Regions from separate parts of the Homo sapiens genome. Here region 1 is linked to region 2. Evidence: chromatin loops called from intact Hi-C (ENCODE). Cell type or tissue: endothelial cell of umbilical vein. All regions are shown on one strand. Each heading gives the region's core, and the rest is flanking DNA. Links, peaks and the distances in the headings are about the cores only.

What was found. Hi-C counts contacts between places; a loop is a spot of excess contacts. Peaks named below come from ENCODE experiments on the same cell type or tissue, not always from the same donor. Only the 100,000 strongest peaks of a DNase experiment are listed, where the experiment ranks them.
Region 1: a loop joins it to region 2, with 4 times the contacts of the local background. A loop is called at or near these places in 2 of 110 quality-filtered maps.

What each region holds. Positions count from the first base shown.
Region 1 is chr3:181,875,123-181,884,476 of GRCh38, reverse strand. No RefSeq gene overlaps it. Among named protein-coding and RNA genes, the nearest start is that of LINC01206, 73 kb to the left of the region's middle. In endothelial cell of umbilical vein, for the core only: no CTCF peak of the experiment used is centred there; a DNase peak (open chromatin) is centred at 4,196; H3K27ac peaks cover 436 bases.
Region 2 is chr3:182,679,937-182,689,290 of GRCh38, reverse strand. No RefSeq gene overlaps it. Among named protein-coding and RNA genes, the nearest start is that of LINC02031, 41 kb to the right of the region's middle. RefSeq lists enhancers at 5,586-5,635, 6,760-6,809 and silencers at 6,480-6,549, 6,960-7,029. In endothelial cell of umbilical vein, for the core only: a CTCF peak has its summit at 5,541; DNase peaks (open chromatin) are centred at 5,540 and 6,860; H3K4me3 peaks cover 1,174 bases; H3K27me3 peaks cover 550 bases.

The DNA of each region.
Region 1 (9,354 bases), core at 465-8,464, 800 kb after region 2:
GGCTTCAGCCACCTGCCACCCTGAACTGGAATAAATGGGTGGGAAAATAAATGAATGAGTAAATACAAATTATTGTCAAATAAAATTTCATAAAGTATATGATAATCATACACATGCACAATCATAAATGGGGCAGCACAAAAGTGCTCAGTGAGCACCCCCATATTTCTTATTGTTTGTTTTTGAACTGCCTGGTGGTAGGAGGTGTTTCTGACAATTTTTGCTTTGCAAATATTTATTCCTTGATTTAACACACCACCTCTATGACCACCCTCACACACCGATTGACTAAAAACTTGGTAAATAATTATCTCACTTGTTTTGATTAATCTTTCTTAAATATGTGTATAGCTCATATTTATTTCAATTCAATGTTGAGTATTAGAAGTGTTTAGTGTCTTTATGTAGAAGTTTGATGACGTTTTTGTGACCAGAAACCTGATGTGGGAACTTAACTCTTGTTTATATTAATAGGTTTTGTTATACTTCGTTTTGTTTCAATTGGTAGTTTCCAAGAGCCTATGCATGACATTAATGAGGACTTACTGTAGAGCACTTTACCTTGAGAAAAAAAAAAAAAATCTGCAGTTTGCTTGTGGAAGCCAGCATCTCCCTGTCTACTAGGCTGCCCACCAGGTTCCCACACCCATCACCTTGTATGGGAATGGAAAAAAATAATCGATAGAAAAAGGGTAAGAGAATAATGAGACAGAGAGGGAAAAGGGCTGGGTGCAGTGGCTCACACCTGTAATCCCAGCACTTTGGGAGGCTGAGGAGGGAAGATTGCTTGAGGCAATCGAGATGAGCCTGGGCAACATAATGAGACCTGTGTCTACAAAAAATTTAAAAATAAAAAAATTAGCTGAGCATGGTGAGACACCTGTAGTCCTAGCTACTGGAGAGGCTGAGATGGGAGGATCGCTTGAGCTGCAGAGTTTGAGGCTGCAGTGAGCTATGATAGCACCACTGCACTCCATCCTGGGTGACAGAGCAAGATATTGCCTCAAAAAAACTAAAATTAAAGTAAGTTTAAAAATATAAGAACAAAAGATAGAAAAAAGATCAGGAAATAGAAAGGAGCAATATAAAACACGTTGAGAGGACAGAGGGGAAAACTAAAGACAGGGAAAGGTGTGGCTGGGCCAGGGTGGCAGAGGCAGCAAGGGTGGCAGAGCTGTCAATTACTGTGAAGTGATTGAAGGAAGGTTATCTGAAATGAGACAAAAGGTTGTAATACCACATGTCAATAGGTGTGGCTCAATGTCCTTGTGAGGAGTGTGTGTGTGTGTGTGTGTGTATGCACACGTGTGCAAGTTATGTGTATTTCCATGAGGCTCGATTCAGTTGGGTGAAGTTTTCTGTGTTTGCATAGTATTTCCCATGGATGAAATCGTGCATAAGCAAAACAAAATTCACATTATGCTCAAATTGTTCCCTATTATTATCAATAGTGTTGGAACAACTTCATGTTTTCAAAACAAGAATTTTACCAGAACTGACTGTATTTAGATGATATTTATAAATCTGGAGGTATGTACACCTACTGTTTACGTCAGTTATATCTCGGATTATAGGTGGTTTAAATTTTCTTCTTTCTGCTGATTTGTATTTGCTAAGTTTCCTTCAAGTAACATCTACCCATTTGTAATAAAAAATAGGAAAAAAATGTTTTTAAAGTCAGAATTGCGGGTTGTAATCCCAGCACTTTGGGAGGCCAAGGAGGGTAGATCACTTGAGATCATGAGTTTGAGACCAGCCTGGCCAATATGGTGAAACCCCGCCTCTACTAAAAATACAAAAATTAGCCGGGTGTGGTGGCAAGCACCTTTAATCCCAGCCACTCGGGAGGCTGAGGCACAAGAATTGCTTGAACCCAGGAGGCAGAGGTTGCAGTAAACCGAGATTGCACCACAGCACTCCAGCCTGGGTGAGAGAGTGAGACTCTGCCTCAAAAAATAAAAATATAAATAAAAATAAATAAAGTCAGAATTCAGCCAAAAACTGATCTGGTTCTAAAAAAACAACTGCAAACCTGTGATTCTCTCCCTGAGCTACTCAAATGTTAGTCACCAACTGATCTCAGGATTACACTAGAGCTCTATTCTGCAGCCTCCAGGTCAAAAAAATTATTAAAAGGTGAACTGCCAGGAACCTAAGGACTTGTCTTGCCCAGACTCCTCATTTTAGGACATTTAAGGACACGAAGGTCCGAGGAGGTGAAATGACCTGCCCGAGGTCACATAACTGATGGGTGACAAAGCTGGAACAAAATCACCAAGTCTCCTGGCTAGCAGTTTAATTATTCTTTTCACTCTTCACCTGCTTTTTTTTTTTCTTTCTTTCTTTTTTCCTAATAGTCACAAAAGTACTGTGGAATTGGGCTTGGTTTACACAATACCAAATCAACAAATCATTTCAGTCCAAAGAAATCTAACAAAACAAAACTGTCAACTAGGTGAAAAATAAAATCATGCCAACTTCTTGTTTCACACTGCATAGACAAAACAACCAGTCATTACGTGGATGTTTCTCTTTCCAACTGGTTGCTTTGGCACTAGGTTCTCAAAGCCTCAGTGTTAGAAAAACTATCCATGGGGTTGGTGGGAGGAAGAGAAAGGGAAATCTTTTTTTTTTTTAAGGCAAATTAAGCTCCTCAAAACGCTACTGCCCATTTAAATAACTGGATTTGGACATTTGATTTAACTACACTTGCCCATAAAATACCAATACTCTAGACTACATAAGGAAACAGACTCATTGGAAGTCAACACTGCTTGATATGAAGACAAGGGAGGCTGAGGCAGGAGAATCACTTGAACTCATGAGGCAGAGGTTGCAGTGAGCTGAGATCATGCCACTGCTCTCTAGCCTGGGCAACAAGAGTGAAACTCCGTCTTGCAAAAAAAAAAGACAAGGTACCCACAATTTCCATGTATTTGAGGATTCTCAATCAGTAACCTAACAAAAATGAAAAAGAAAACATGGAACAGTGTGATGCCAATTTTAAGCAAAGAAAAAACTGGGCCGGGCGCAGTGGCTCACGCCTGTAATCCCAGCACTTTGGGAGGCCGAGGCAGGCAAATCACGAGGTTAGGAGTTCGAGACCAGCCTGACCAATATGGTGAAACCCTGTCTCTACTAAAAATACAAAAAAAAATTAGCTGGGCATGGTGGTGGGCACCTGTAGTCCCAGCTACTCTGGAGGCTGAGGCAGGAGAATCACTTGAACCCAGGAGGCGGAGGTTGCAGTGAGCCGAGGTCACACCACTGCACTCCAGCCTGGGCAAAAGAGCGAGACTCTGTCTCAAAAACAAAAAAACAAGCTGGGCGTGGTGGCTCACTCCTGTAATCCCAGCACTTTGGGAGGCCGAGGAGGGCGGATCACAAGGTCAGGAGATCGAGACCATCCTGGCTAACACAGTGAAACCCCGTCTCTACTAAAAATACAAAAAATTAGCCAGGCATGGTGGTGGGCGCCTGCAGTCCCAGCTACTCGGGAGGCTGAGGCAGGAGAATGGTGTGAACCCGGGAGGCGGAGCTTGCAGTGAGCCAAGATCACGCCACTGCACTCCAGCCTAGGCGACAGAGCGAGACTCTGTCTCAAAAACAAACAAACAAGCAAACAAAACAAACAACAAAAAACCCAAAAAACAAACAAAAACACTGTATTGTATGTCATTCACACCAAGATGGTTTCATTTATCTGCCTTAAATAGATTATCTATGATCAACAATAGAAAATTTTTAATTTGTTTTAGTATGCAGCTGTTTCTGTATACCACTCATCAGGCTAAAGTCTCAGTGAGTACACCAAAGAAAAGTATACCATTTCAATTAGAAAGGATGGAAAACCTGGCGAGGCCGAACACTGGCTGCTCTCAAGAACATGATGGGAACTAATGAAAGAGCCAGGTTTCTGGCCTTCAACAATTAAGTGATCAGCTGCCTTTGGTTGCCCCTAACAACTTACACAGACAAGGAGATTACCAGGCAAACAGGCTGCAACAATTCAGGATCCAGAGCCAACTGGAGTGCTGAAATGACATATATTTCCAGGACGGTCACTACCTTCTCATATAAAAAAGAATGAAGTGGAATTATTAAAAAATCCAGAACTTGGCAAACAGTTGCTGAAGTGCACTCACTAACATAATGCATCCATAGAAAAACAGGCCAAGAGGACAGCTATGGTTAGAAGGTTCAGGCTTCTCAGCCTCACCAGAGGTCAGGCTGGCTCACAACTAAGGGCCCTGCTTTTCCCTTAAATAATATTTAGTGATGATTTAATTTTTGTTTTGTGTTCTCTTCTGATTAGAAAGATAATGCTCCGGAAACTTAATTCTGAGCTGAGCACAGTGACTCATATCTATAATCTCAGCACTTTGGCAGGCCTAGGTGGCAGGACCACTTGAGGCAAGGAGTATGAGGACAGCCTGAGCAACAGAGCAAGACCCTATTTCTACAAAAAAAAGTCAGAAAGAGAGAGAGAGAAAGAGAAGAGCAAGGAAAGGAGGAAAGAAGTTTGGTTAATTCTGGAAAATATAAAATAATAATAGTAATAATAAAAAAATTAAATCCACAACAGAATATCACCACTCAGAGGTAACATTTTTATGTATATACTCCAAATCTTTTTGCTATGAATGTTTTTATATAATTTATATAATTGTGATCAAACTGTATACAATCTTTTTTTTTTTTTTTTTTTTTGAGACAGAGTCTTGCTCTGTCACCCAGGCTGGAGTACAGTGGTGCTATCTCAGCTCACTGCAACCTCTGCCTCCTGGGGTCAAGCAATTCTCCTGCCTCAGCCTCCTGAGTAGCTGGGATTACAGGCACCCACCACCACGCCCAGCTAATTTTTGTATTTTTAGTAGAGACGGGATTTCACCACCTTGGCCAGACTGTTTTTGAACTCCTGATCTCGTGATCCACCTGCCTCGGCCTCCCAAAGTGCTGGGATTATAGACATGAACCACCATGCCCAGGCTCCACAATTTTTATAAATTCATTGGCAATGTTGTTTTGTTGTTAACATCTCACTATATAAATAGTAAACTCCTACTTATTTTCTCACTTTTCCAGGATTGGATTCAAATTCCAGGTTGGTTTCAAATTTTCACTATTATGAATACCTTAGAAACAAGTATCTTCAAACATAAATCTTTGTCGAGATTCCATATACATATATATATATGGTTTTGTTTGTTTGTTTGTTTGTTTGTTTGTTTGAGACAGTCTTGTTCTGGAACCCAGGCTGGAGTGCAGTGGTGTGACCTTGGCTCAGTGCAACCTCTGCCTCCTGGGTTCAACAGAATCATCCTGGATTCTCCTGCCTCAGCCTCCCGAGTAGCTGAGATTACAGGTGGGCACCACCATGCTCTGCTAATTTTCGTATTTTCAGTAGAGACGGGGTTTCACTATGTTGGCTAGGCTGGTCTTGAACTCCTGACCTCAGGTGATCCACCCACCTTGGCCTCCCAAATTGCTGGGATTACAGGTGTGAGCCACCATGCCCAGCTGATTCCTTATTTTTTTTAATAATAGCTTTATTAATTAGTCATCAAAATAACACTAAGAGGTAAGTACAAATGATGAAATATAGTGGAGAAAAATAATGAATTTGCTCAAGGTCACACAGCCAGTAAGCAGGAAAGCATGGATTTGAACCTGGACTGTACTGTCTCTCTTACAGGGATATTTACTAGTCACAAGAATGTGGGGGTTTTTTTTAAGAATTTTTGATAATTATTGGTAAACCATTCAATTATCTTCACAAAATAATGTAACAATTTATATTATCTAAAGAACCATCTATCTGAAATGTTATGATCCAAAGGCTCCCATTTCTCAAATATACCAATTTTATGATAGTTAAAACAAAAGGCCAGGCGTGGTGGCTCACGCCTGTAATCCCAGAACTTTGGAAGGCTGAGGCGGGCGGATCAGCTGAGGTCAGGAGTTTGAAACCAACCTGACAAACATGGAGAAACCTCATCTCTTCTAAAAATACAAAATTAGCTGGGCGTGGTGGCACATACCTGTAATCCCAACCACTCTGGAGGCTGAGGCGGGAGAATCGCTTGAACCCAGGAGTCGGAGGTTGCAGTGAGCTGAGATCACGCCATTGCACTCCACCCTAGGCAACAAGTGTGAAACTCCATCTCAAAAAAATTTTTTTAAAATATATGTATTTTTATGCCATGCTAAAGATCTTCAGGCAAATGGTAACAAACTGCATAGTATCTGTATACCTATTCCTCAAGACCTACTTGTAACAACCTGCAGGGGAGGACGAAGAAATCACCACTGCTCAAATAAACCTGTGTTTTCACATGGGGAAATGCCATCATGCCCTGTGTGCATGCCATCAATTTATTAGGTTTTTCACCTTAAAATGCTACAATAAAGGACACAGGAAAAATGCAGTGAGCATTCTAAAATACATCCATTTCACTGTAAAAATTTGGTCTAATAAATAGAATAAATAAATTATAATGTATTCATGCAATAAAATCGATACAGTAATAATAGATGTCATTAACAGAGACAAGGTCTTGCTCCATAACCCAGGCTAGAATGCAGTGGTGCCAGCTCAGCTCACTGCGTCTCGACCTCCTGTGCTCAAGTGATCCTCCCACCTCAGCCTCACTAGTAGCCAGGACTACAGGCATGCGCCACCGCATCCAGCTAATTTTTGTAATTTTTGTAGAGATGGGGTTTCACCATGTTGCCCAGGCTGGTCTCAAACTCCTGGACTCATGCCATCCACCTGCCTCAGCCTCCCAAAGTACCAGAATTATAGGTGTGAGCCACTGCGCCCAGTCCTTTAACACAATTTTGAAAGGAAGAAGCCAAATACAAAAGAGCGTATACTGTGTGATTTCATTTATACAAGGTTTAAAATTAGGCAAAACTCATCTATGGTATTAGAAATAAGAAGAGTAGTTAACTTTGGGGAGATTTGGAAAGGGTTTGGTGATTGAGAGAGAACATGAGGTGGGCTTCTGAGGTGCTGGTAGTGTTCTATCTCTGATCTACATGCTGTTTACAAGAGTTTGTACCTGTTTTGTGAAAACTCATCAAACTGTGCACTTAGGGCCTGTGTAGTTTTCTGATGGGCTGTCATATCAATTTTTTTAAGTTTATTTTTAAAAACTGGGCCCGAATTAAAATACATGCCAAAATATGAACAGAGGCAGACCAAATGACTATGTAAGCAGAATAAGCCATTGTGAAATAGAACTGAGGAATGTAGTAGAGTCTTACTTATAAAATCTAACATTGAGGAATACAATTGCTAAATTTGAGAGTGATAGAAGGAGGAATGAATTAAAAACAAAATTTTATTTGAACAGCTTTAACCTAATGTGACTTTTTGGAGAGTTTTATTTGTTTTGAGGGTAAAATTTTCAATTGCAAATGCAATTTCTTTAATAAATATAGGAGTATTCATATTTTCTATTTCTTGTGTTAGTTTTGGTAAGTAATGTGTTTCAAAGAATTTGTTCATTTTGGCCAGGCACGGCAGCTCACACCTGTAATCCCAGCACTTTGGGAGGCCGAGGTGGGCGGATCACCTGAGGTCAGGAGTTCAAGACCAGCCTGGCCAACATGGTGAAACTCCTTCTCTACTAAAAATACAAAAATTAGCCAGGCATGGGGTCACCCACTTGTAGTCCCAGCTACTTGGAAGGGTGAGGCAGGAGAATCGCTTGAACCCAGGAGGTGGAGGTTGCAGTGAGCCAAGATCATGCCACTGCACCCCAGCCTGGGCGACAGAGCAAGACTCCATCTCAAAATAATAATAATAATAATAATAATAATAATAATAATAATAATAATTTGTTAATATCATCTAAGGTGTCAAATTTACTGACATGAAGTTTCCCATAAAATTCCTTTCTTATTCTATTATTCTTTAATGCTTATACTTAGGATCTTTACTGATGTCACCTCTTTTATTCCTGATATTGGTGATTTCTGTCTTTTTTTCCTTGTTGAATCCAGGTACAGTTTTATCAATTATATAAATATTTTTCATTTTGAAGGAAACACTATTGTTTTCATTACACATTTCGTTGATTTTTGTTCTCATTTTTATTTTCTTAAAATATTGCAGGGGACAATGAGGAGGGCGGATCACAAGGTCAGGAGATCGAGACCATCCTGGCTAACATGGTGAAACCCCGTCTCTAATTAAAAATATAAAAAATAAGCTGGGCGTGGTGGCGGACGCCTGGAGTCCCAGCTACTCAGGAGGCTGAGGCAGGAGAATGGCGTGAACCTGGAGAAGGAGCTTGCAGTGAGCCAAGATCACACCACTGCACTCCAGCCTGGGTGACAGAGCAGGACTCTGTCTCAAAAAAAAAAAAAAAGAATTTCAACCAGCTGCTTACAAATGCACTTAACACAAGGAAAAGTGTTTTTGATTTTGTGTTTTGTTTGTTCCTAGCAGAAGACCCTTTTATGTTCTATAAAAGTTACCTACTTACAGATTCATAAAATTACAAAGCTGGAAAATTCTCAGCTGGAGCCTGGTCTAACTCCTTACCCCAAGTATAACTCTCAACCCATCTAAGATTCCTAAGAAGTAACTACCAGCTTTTGCTTAAATAACCAGTGACAGAACATCTTTATTCCAGTTTCAGTTTTTTGTTTTTGTGTTTTTTTTTTTTTGAGGTGGAGTTTCGCTCTTGTCACTCAGGCTAGAGAGCAATGGTGCAATCTTGGCTCACCGCAACCTCGGCCTCCCGGGTCCAAACGATTCTACTGCCTCAGCCTCCCCAGTAGCTGGGATTACAGGTGCCCGCCACCACACCCAGCTGATTTTTTTATTTTTAGTAAAGACGGGGTTTCCCATGTTGGTCAGGCTGGTCTCGAACTTCTGACCTCATGATCCGCCTGCCTCACCCTCCCAAAGTGCTGGGATTACAGGCGTGAGCCACCATGCCCTGCCTAGTCTTAATTATAATAAAGACTTTTACTTTTACATAATCATTGCACATAATAATTTTGGAAATTATGGAGTAAAATGGAAATTGTTGGCCAAGTGCAGTGGCTCATGCCTGTAATCTCAGCACTTTGGGAGGCTGAGGCAAAAGGCATTACTTGAGCCCAGGATTTCAAGACCAGCCTGGGCAACATAGCCAGACCCTATCTCTACAAAAAAAAATTATTAAAAATTTAGCCAGGTGTGGTGGCATGTGCCTGTGGTTTCAGCTACTTGGGAGAATGTGGCAGGAGGATCAATTGAGCCCAGGAGGTCAAGGTGGCAGTGAGCCCAGGAGGTCAAGGTGGCAGTGAGCCTTGATCACACCACAGCACTCCAGCCTGAAACAGAGTGAGACCCTG
Region 2 (9,354 bases), core at 919-8,918:
ACATAGTGAATTGAAAACTATAATCAGTATATAGTACATTTCTCTATTTCCAGTAATGCTCTTTGTCTTACATTCTTTTTGAGACAGGATCTCACTGTGTCACCCAGGCTGGAGTGGACTGGCGCTATCTCGGCTTGCTGCAGTCTCTGCCTCCCAGGATCAAGTGATCCTCCCACCTCAGGCTCCCGAGTAGCTGGGACTACAGGTATTCGTCACTACACCTGGCTAATTTTTGTGTTTTTTGTGTGTTTTATCTAATATTAATGTAGTGGCCTCTGCATTATTTTGATATTTGTCTAGTATTTCGTCTTCGTATTTTTAACCTTCCCACATTTAAAAAGTATGAATATGATAAACAGTATAGCTATGTTTTCTTTTTTTTAAAACTGGTATTTAATTCTTTTACATTTGGTGTGATTATTGGTATATTGGGACTTGTTTCTATCAATGTAAAATTTCCCCTATTTGTTTCACTCTTGTTTCTTGTCTTGTCTTTAAAAAATTAATTTAGCTTTTTTGGTTAAATTTTTTTCTTAACCAAATGTTTCCCCTTTACTACTTAAACATAATACACTATTTTCTTTTAGTACTATTGAAATCTTATCAAACATGTTAAATTTAAGTAAGATTAAAGTGAATCAATAAGTTAAATGATCTGAAAAATAAAACGAATCTTATAACACTTTTCAGTCAGCTACCTACTTCTGACTCAAATGCTATCGAAAGCAAAAACTTTAGTTCTATACCTTATTTTTTAAACCCTGTAAATTATATCTCCTTCTTGTCCTCACCTTCTTTTTTCTACTTCTTCCTCTTTGTCCTTATTTATCTCTTTTTCATACATATTATGTCATCTTAGAATTATCTACATTTGTACCAATTTTTTCTTTCTGCATTTTAGACTTTTGCAATAATTTTCTTCTATTGAAGGACATCTTTTAGAAGTTTCTGTGAAGATCTGTTGATGCCAAACTCTAGTTTTTTGTTCAACTAAATATGTCTTTATTTTCTTACTATTTATGAAAAGATGGTTTTGCTGAGTCCATAATTTTAAGTTGACAGTTAATTTCTCTAAATATTTTAAAGTTATTAAACCCTTTCTTTTATGTTCTATTGCTACTATTGCGATGCTAATCATCATTCCTTTTCCTTCAAGTTACTTTTTTTTTGAGACGGAGTTTTGCTCTTGTTGCACAGGCTGGAGTGAAATGGCATACTCTTGGCTCACTGCAACCTCTGCCTCCCTGGTTCAAGCTATTCTCCTGCTTCAGCCTTCCTGAGTAGCTGGGACTATAGGTGCCTGCCACCATGCCTGGCTAATTTTTGTATCTTTAGTAGAGATGGGGTTTCACCATGTTGGCCAGGCTGGTCTCAAACTCCTGACCTCAGGTGATCCACCCGCCTTGACTTCCCAAAGTGCTGGGATTACAGTGTGAGCCACTGTGCCCAGCCTCAAATTACTTTTAATATCTTCTTTTTGTTTTTTATGGTCTGCAATTTCACTAAAATGTGTATCTTTATGGACTTCTTTTTACTTATCTTGCTTATGATACATTGATTTTCTTCACTTATGAACATATGTATTTCATCAATTCTTTTTCTTTTTTTTTTTTGAGATGCAGTTTCACTCTGTCTCCTAGGCTAGAGTGCAGTGGTGTGCTCTCGGCTCACTGCGACCTCCAACTCCTGGGTTCAAGAGATTCTCCTGCCTCAGCCTCCTGAGTAGCTGGGATTCCAGGTGCACACCACCACGCCCAGCTAATTCTTGTTTTTTTTTTTTTTAGTAGAGATGGGGTTTCACCATGTTGGCCAGGCTGCTCTCAAACTCCTGGCCTCAAGTGATCTGCCCACCTCAGCCTCCCAAAATGCTGAGATTATAGGCATGAGCCACCATACCTGGCCTGCATTTCATCAATTCTGAAAAATTCATTTTCTCCTCAAATATAGCAGCTCTCAATTTTCTCTATTCTCCTCTCAAGGACTCTGACTAGATATATATTAAAGCCTTTTATTCTATCTTCCATATCTTTTAATCTATCTTAATATTTCCTCCTTTTTTTCTCTATACTGGATCCTGGATATTTCTTTCAGATATATTATCCAGTTCACCAGTTCTTTCTTCATCTACAGCTAATCTGCAACTTAAACTATTTGTTAAACTTTCTTTTCCAACTATTATATTTATTTCCAAAAGTCCTTTTTGTTTTTATTTTTCAAATCTGCATATTTTTGACAGTCTCTTAACAATCATTTTATGAACACATCTTTCATTATTTAAACAGTTCATAGATTGCAATTTTATATTCTGTATCCAACAATTCCAAAATATGAATGGCTTAGGGGCTTAAATCTATTTGTAGTTACTGGTGACTTGTAATAAGGGTGACTTCTTTCAATGTGTATTTGCTGATTTTGGTTTTGAGCTCATATTTGTTTCCTTTTAATCTGTGAGAATCCTGTGGGAATACATAGGGGATAATTTTCTCCAGAAAACACTTTGCTTTTGCTAGGAAACAGGGGAAATACTGACCTGGAATACTTTAGTGTCCTTTGAGAATGTTAGCTTAAAGTAGTACTTTCAGATACAGTTCCTCTATTTGCTTCTAGCCCGAGAGTTAGTTCAGCTAACACAGCTCTGATATTAGCTTTTGTCTTTAGGCCAGCCCATTTCCCCCTTTTATTATTGCTCACCGTCTTGCCTTTTGAAAAGTTTTTTTTGAAGGATATTGAAGATTTCCCCTTGTCCTTACTAATTCAGAAATGAAATAAAGGATGATTTATCCAGGATCTACTTGTTTTTGAGGGGCAGGATCTTTCAGAATATTTAATCTCTTTTACGACCGGAAGCAGAAATCTGAGGCCCTTTTTTCAAGTGTTTCTTTAATAAGGTTTAAAATATTTACAACTGGTTCTTCAGATGAATTTAAACAAAGTAATTAAGTAACAAAACCGATCTTACCATGATCAAACAGTGTTCCTTATAGCTCCAGTTTTATGATCTCCCCATTCACTTTATCTTGCATGAGGAATGTAAACTTGCCATGGAAGGCTAGATTTAGAATGTTCAAATGAGCAATTATCTTTTAACACCAACACAAGTCATGCATACAATTTGGCAGATTGAAGATTACATACAGAAGAGACTTGAAGTTCCTTGCAAAACAAATAGAGGAGTGAGAACATTACTGAGTGAAAGCCAATGAGCTTCATTTCTTTAAAAAGTTAAAAAAAAAAGGTAAAGAAATCAGTGGCTTGACACTAAAGAGACTGACAGCCTTTAAAGCTTTAGAAATTTTTTCTCGTAAACCTTTATACATATCCAGAGTATCCAAATCTTTTCTGTGAATACAGCGGCATGTAAAATTTGCTTTCAATGTGCAAGGTTGACTCTATGGAAGGTTCATGGCTATTTCTGAATTCTAAAATTAAAGTTAAAAAACAGAGTATAAAAGATGGACTATCAGTGATGTGTAAACTATAGGCTCATCCTAAACAATAATCTTGGTGAGATCCTGCACTTGATATTCATATACCAGTTATATTTCCTACACTATGGAATGTATTCTTTGCCGTGTGTGTATCAATTTAGAAAACATCATATGAAGCCAAGTAGGAGCTGTGGGTATCAGAGAAAAAGAAGCTTGCTATCTGTAATTGGACCACAGGGTCTTGAGAAAGGGTCTTGCACTGTCACCCAGGCTGGAGTGCAGTGGCATGATCTTGGCTCATTGCAGCCTCAACCTCCTGGGCTCAAGTGATCATCTCACCTCAGCCTCCTAAGTAGCTGGGACTACAGGTGCACGCCACCATGCCTGGCTAATTTTTTGTAGCGATGGGTTTTCACCATGTTGCCTGGCTATTCTCAAACTCCTGGGTTCAAAAGATCCACCCACCTTGGCCTCCCAAAGTGCTGGGATTGCAGGCATGAGCCAGTGCATCCGGCCTGCAGTTGTTGTTTCTTGACTAATAAACAAGTTTTGGTGTGCAGAGCTTTGATCCCCACTTACGTTTTGAAGTGCCTTTTCAGTTTTCATATGATGAAATTTATGTTCACTTCTCTGCCCTGAGTCTCAGTTACTTCCCTAGACGATGAAGAGTCAAGACCATGGATTCTCTCAGGTGCACTGAGTTTGGTGTGCTGTGTGAAGCCTGGTGTGTGTGTTGGGATTCACCACAGCCTCTTTTTATTGGCATACTAAACGTTTATACTGTGGCAAATGGGAGGACAAGTTCCTCCACCATGGACCTAAACAGACTCAAAATAAATAAAGCTTTGCTTCTTAAATACTGTCTTATCTGTAGATTATTTTCTCTTTGATAAAAATATATTTTTTTCAAATGACAGCCATTTTCATGTGTCGTTCCTTCTTAGAGAACATTGAGTTACCTCCTTCGAGCAGCCATGATGTTGGTGGCTTCATCCATCCCCCTTTTGGCAATATCCTGGACAATAAAGCAGAAAAATGGAAGGAAATTAATACTATGGTGACACTGTGGGGGGTCTCTATATCAACCCTTGCTTGAAGCTTGAGCTGAATTTTCAGTTATATGAGTCAATGTACTCATGTATTGTATAAGACAGATTTTGGGTTTTAGTCGCAGTTAAAAGCATCCTAATGAAAATATCTCTTGTTAAAGTATAACTTGAACATATGACTCAGGTGAAGATTTATCACCTCTGAGGGAAACCAAATTTAGGTTTCACTCCAGGTTGGAGTGCCGTGGTGCAACCTTGGCTCACTGCAACCTTGAACTCTTGGGCTCAAGTGATCCTCCCTCCTCAACCTCCCAAGTAGCTAGGACTACAAGCACCCGCCACCATGACCAGTTAATTTTTAAATGTTTTGAGAGATGGGCATCTGGCTACGTTGCCCAGGTTGGTCTCAAACTCCTGACCTCAGGTGATCCTCCTGCCTCAGGCTCCCAAAGTGCTGAGATTACAGGTGTGAGTCACCTTGCCTTGCCTGAATACACTGTTTTGACTTTTGAGATTAAAACGGAAGTAAATGAAATAAACTCACGACAATGAGCCAATGGCCAGCACTGTTATAGATCAATAACACAGGTTTCAACTCTTTGGAGGGAGAGTAACTAACTTACTTTCTGCACCTAACTTTCTGTATCACATCATTCTTTTCTTCCTGAGCTCAAACTCTGTCTCAGTAGCTTTCTGTAGCAGCCCCTGCGGGCACATAAGATAACATCTATCTGTGCTCCTTATCAAGCCATTCTGTCTAGTCCTAAATGTCAGAATAGGTACTAACACAGCTTTGGGCTTTGCAAGAAAATGTTCTCATCTTTTATCATCAGTTGGAAAGCTTTGGGGGCAGGAGAGACAAGAAGATTCATTCATTATTTTCAACACATATTTAAGTTTCTATATAAAACAAGGAGTGAGGTTCAATCCACAAAAGTTAATGGAAAAGTAACATCGAATTTCATGGTTGGCAGAGGTAAAGAACCACAGTTCCTAAGACACCGGCAAGTCAATTTAGGAAAGAAAAATTGCAGTGCCCACCTTCTTCCACAGAGGGGCACTCCAAGCTCATCACTGAAACCGTGCACTGTGTTGTTTTCAGTGAGCGGTTGTAGAAAAAGAACTTCCAATCTTTTCTCCATGCCTAGGGATTATTAAGAGCGTAGAATTTAAAGTACATTTGCAGGGCTCGATGTGAATGAGGCAAAACCATTTCAGTATCAATCCCAGTGGTGCCAGCAACCCATTCTAAATTAACTCAGGTTTAAATATGTTACAGAAATGTGTTAAATTTGAGAACAAATTTCACTTAGGATCTGTGGGTCTCTGTTACACAAAAGATGGAATACTTTGGAGGCAATGCAGTTCTTATTTAAAGCTAAAATATGGCTTATCATAAAACTATAGTCAGCCCGCTTCAAACACTCATGTCTTCACCAGAATGGGCAATATAGAATGAAAATTACACCTTGAGTAAACAGAATTGTAGATAAATGAGTTATGTCTCAAGACGTTTTGAATATTTTTATTATTGTGTCTGGGCCAAAAGTCTTTCCATATGTCCAAAGGCCCCGTGGCATTTCCAAATCAGCCGTGGGTGACGGTGGGACCGCGGGGCTCGTATGATGCCAACGCAAGCGTACCGGGTGGTCCTCATAGTTTGTTACATTCCAAAATGCAACCATTAAAGGGGCGGCCCTTACCTTCCCTAGTGAATACAAAAAGCCTTTGGAGACCAAAGGGCTGGAATGCTGGGGCAAACGCCACCCCACGTGCTGACCCCTTGGCCAGAGCCGAGGCGGGCGGCCTGGAGTCCCCAGCGCGGAGCCCCCAGGTTCCCAGGAGCTCGGGTCGCTCTCCGCTCTCCGCCCCTCGCCCGGGCCCACGGAAAGGGCTAAATGGCTTGCGACCAAACAGCGAATTTAAAAGGAAGCTTTCACGAAAAGCCCAAGGGAGCGGCAGCCCAGATTGTGTGGAGGGCAGAGCCGCGGGTTCCGAGGGTCCCCGGGGCGAAGCGGGCAGGGGCGCACCTCCGGGCCGCGGGCAGATGGAACCCGGGCTCCCGGGCCGGCGCGCGGGGGGCGGCCGCCTAGACATCCTCTCATTCGGCTGAAGTTTATTCTGGGCCACCGAGAGCTGGAACAGGAAATGTTCCGTCTTTCATGTCCACCGGTGGGCTTCAGACAGTTTTGCACCTCCCGGCGAGCACTGATTAGCCGGCTGAGTTCTGCCGCATTTGAAGTTCACCATTTATTATTAAAGAGAAGTGGCAGTGATTAGTGCTGGGTCCTCGGGGAGTGGAATAAATATTTACTAAATAAGAACGTTCCGCCATAAAGGAACGGCTCGAACAGGTTTCTGAAACCCCGGCGCGGGCCCCAAGTGCCGCCCCCAGGCAGGAAGCGGCGTTGCGGGGCTTTCCGCGAGAGGCTGCCATCTGCAGACCGTGCTGGGCGGCGACCTCCGCGGGGCAGGGCTCGGCCCGGCGCAGCCAGGGCCCGACGAAACTCGGCACTCTGGGCGTTTAAGTTATTTTATAGGCTGTGTTTGTTTTATAAAGGCAGAGGTGAATGTCAAACTAAACTTCGAACCTTTCTTTAATTTAAGGAACAAAGTAACATTTTATCGCTCAAGTAAGGGGACTGTGTTGCTTCCAACGTTAGGAGCATTTTCCAGTATGCTCCAAAGTGTACCCAAATTGTGAGCATCCAAGAAAGCATATTTATGTATATTTCAAAACATTATGTCATACAATGTAAATTATACAGTTTTTATTTGTCAACTGAAGAATAATAGTAAAAAAAAAAGTTTATTTAGTTTATTTGGCAATTAACTTACACGATGGCATCCCTGTCAAAAGCATTCATGTTGGTTGTTTAAAAAGCGTTTTCCTTAATTATTAGAATAATACTTTTACTGTAGAAAATATGAAATTTGCATATATCTAAACATCAGTATCACATGCTTTTTTCCATCATATTTTGCAGTGGGAATTGTCCAATGACATTACATATTTTTAGGGACAAATTTAGTGTCTATATCCATTTATTTAACTTACAGTGAATTAATAAACATTAAGGTAGTTTCAAGTTTTCCTTATTATAATAGCTCAATTAATATTTTTGTATGCAATTCTACACTTGTCTGATTATTCCCTGGCACCATTTTATTTTGAATTTCTTTTATTGTAAGTTGGGTTTAATATTATATTGCGAATAATTACAGAGAAGGGCCAGTTTTTGCTCATCACCATGTACCTGGTGTCTTGTATTATGCTGAGCACATACCAAATGCCCAATAGATATTGATTGAATGAATAAAAGAATAAAAAGTTAGTAGAACATTTGAATTTCTTGTTTTGTGAATTGCTTAATATTATTCATTTATTATGATAAGTTATCTTTTTCTTATGAATTTATAAGCTGTGTTTTAGGTAATAAGGATTTAACCTTCGGTTTGTCGCACATATGGCAAACCTCCCTCCCGTCTACAAAGCATAAGTTTGTGTGTATGTGTGTGTGTTTGGGTACTTTTTGACTTCTAGAAGTTAAAAAAAATTTCATAAGGTTATATTTGGATGATACTCTTTATCACACATGCAAGTTAAATGGCTATAGACAATACTCTACAATCTGTTTTGTGGTATTTTTACATATTTTGGACAGCACATTTTCATTCTTCTATTTATCAAGTTTTTCCCTGGACTTGGAATTTTTTTCAGGATATAACACATGGAGTAAAAAGGTAGTACAATCTTAGTCTTAGTCTGACAAGCACAGGATCTTGAGCCTGGTATCATACCAAAGAAAGATCTGTCAATTTCCCAAACAACCTTTAATTTACCTTTTTCTGATTCACTATTATGAAAGATATGAATAGAAAAAAGATCCCGGTTTTTAAGGGGTTTTCTGTATGTATCTCCTTCCAACTGAATGTGTAATTCCCTTTTATATCTCACCTGGTTTTGGTTGAAGTGACAAGTTTTGGGGACCATGAGTTGGAAATGGGTATAATTATTTGACACAGCAACAATGAAAAACTTTATGAGTATGGATATTCTATTGGTTTGTCAGGGCTGCCATAACAAAACACTGCAGACAAGATGGCTTAAACAATACGAACGTATTTTCTCACAGTTCTGAGGGCTAGAAGTCCAAGTTGAAGGTGTCAGTAGGTTTGGTCTATTCTGAGGCCTCTCTGCTTGGCTTGCAGATGAACTTCTTGCTGTGTCCTCAGATGGCCTGTTCTCTGTTCATGCATGTTTTGTTGAAATTTCTTCTTTTTATGAGGACCCAAGTCATATTGGGTAAGCACCCTTTAAACATCTGATTTTAACCTAATGACCTCTTTAAAGACTTTATCTCCATATATTGTGAGATTTGGAGGTACTGAGGTTGGAACTTCAACATATTCATTTTGGGGGCATGCAATTCAGTCCATAACAGGTATCTAATGGAGAGAGAGATTATGCCTTAGATTTATTTTTAAAAAGATAAATATTACCAGAAATAAAAGCATGGTACAGAAGTTAAAAACTAAGGCAATGCTACAGGATTTAAGTCACAAAAGCAAACAGGATTTCACTTTCCGTGTACTTTTTGTTAGGTTAGGCTTGAGGCCTAGTGGTGGGAAAGAAGCTTGCTTGAAGTAGACTTTTTTGCTTACATCAAGACCTCTTTGGGTTTCTTGTGGCTCTGCTTCATTTCTGGTTTTACTCTAGACATAGGGCAGTCTCTAACTGGGACACCGTTGCTTTTGTGACTAGACCAAAAACAGCCTCAGTGAACCCCAAACTTATAACTTCAACTGAGAATGATATACGTCACTTGGAATTGTTTCACAATTAACTTATTCCATTCAATAAGCATTTAGCAATT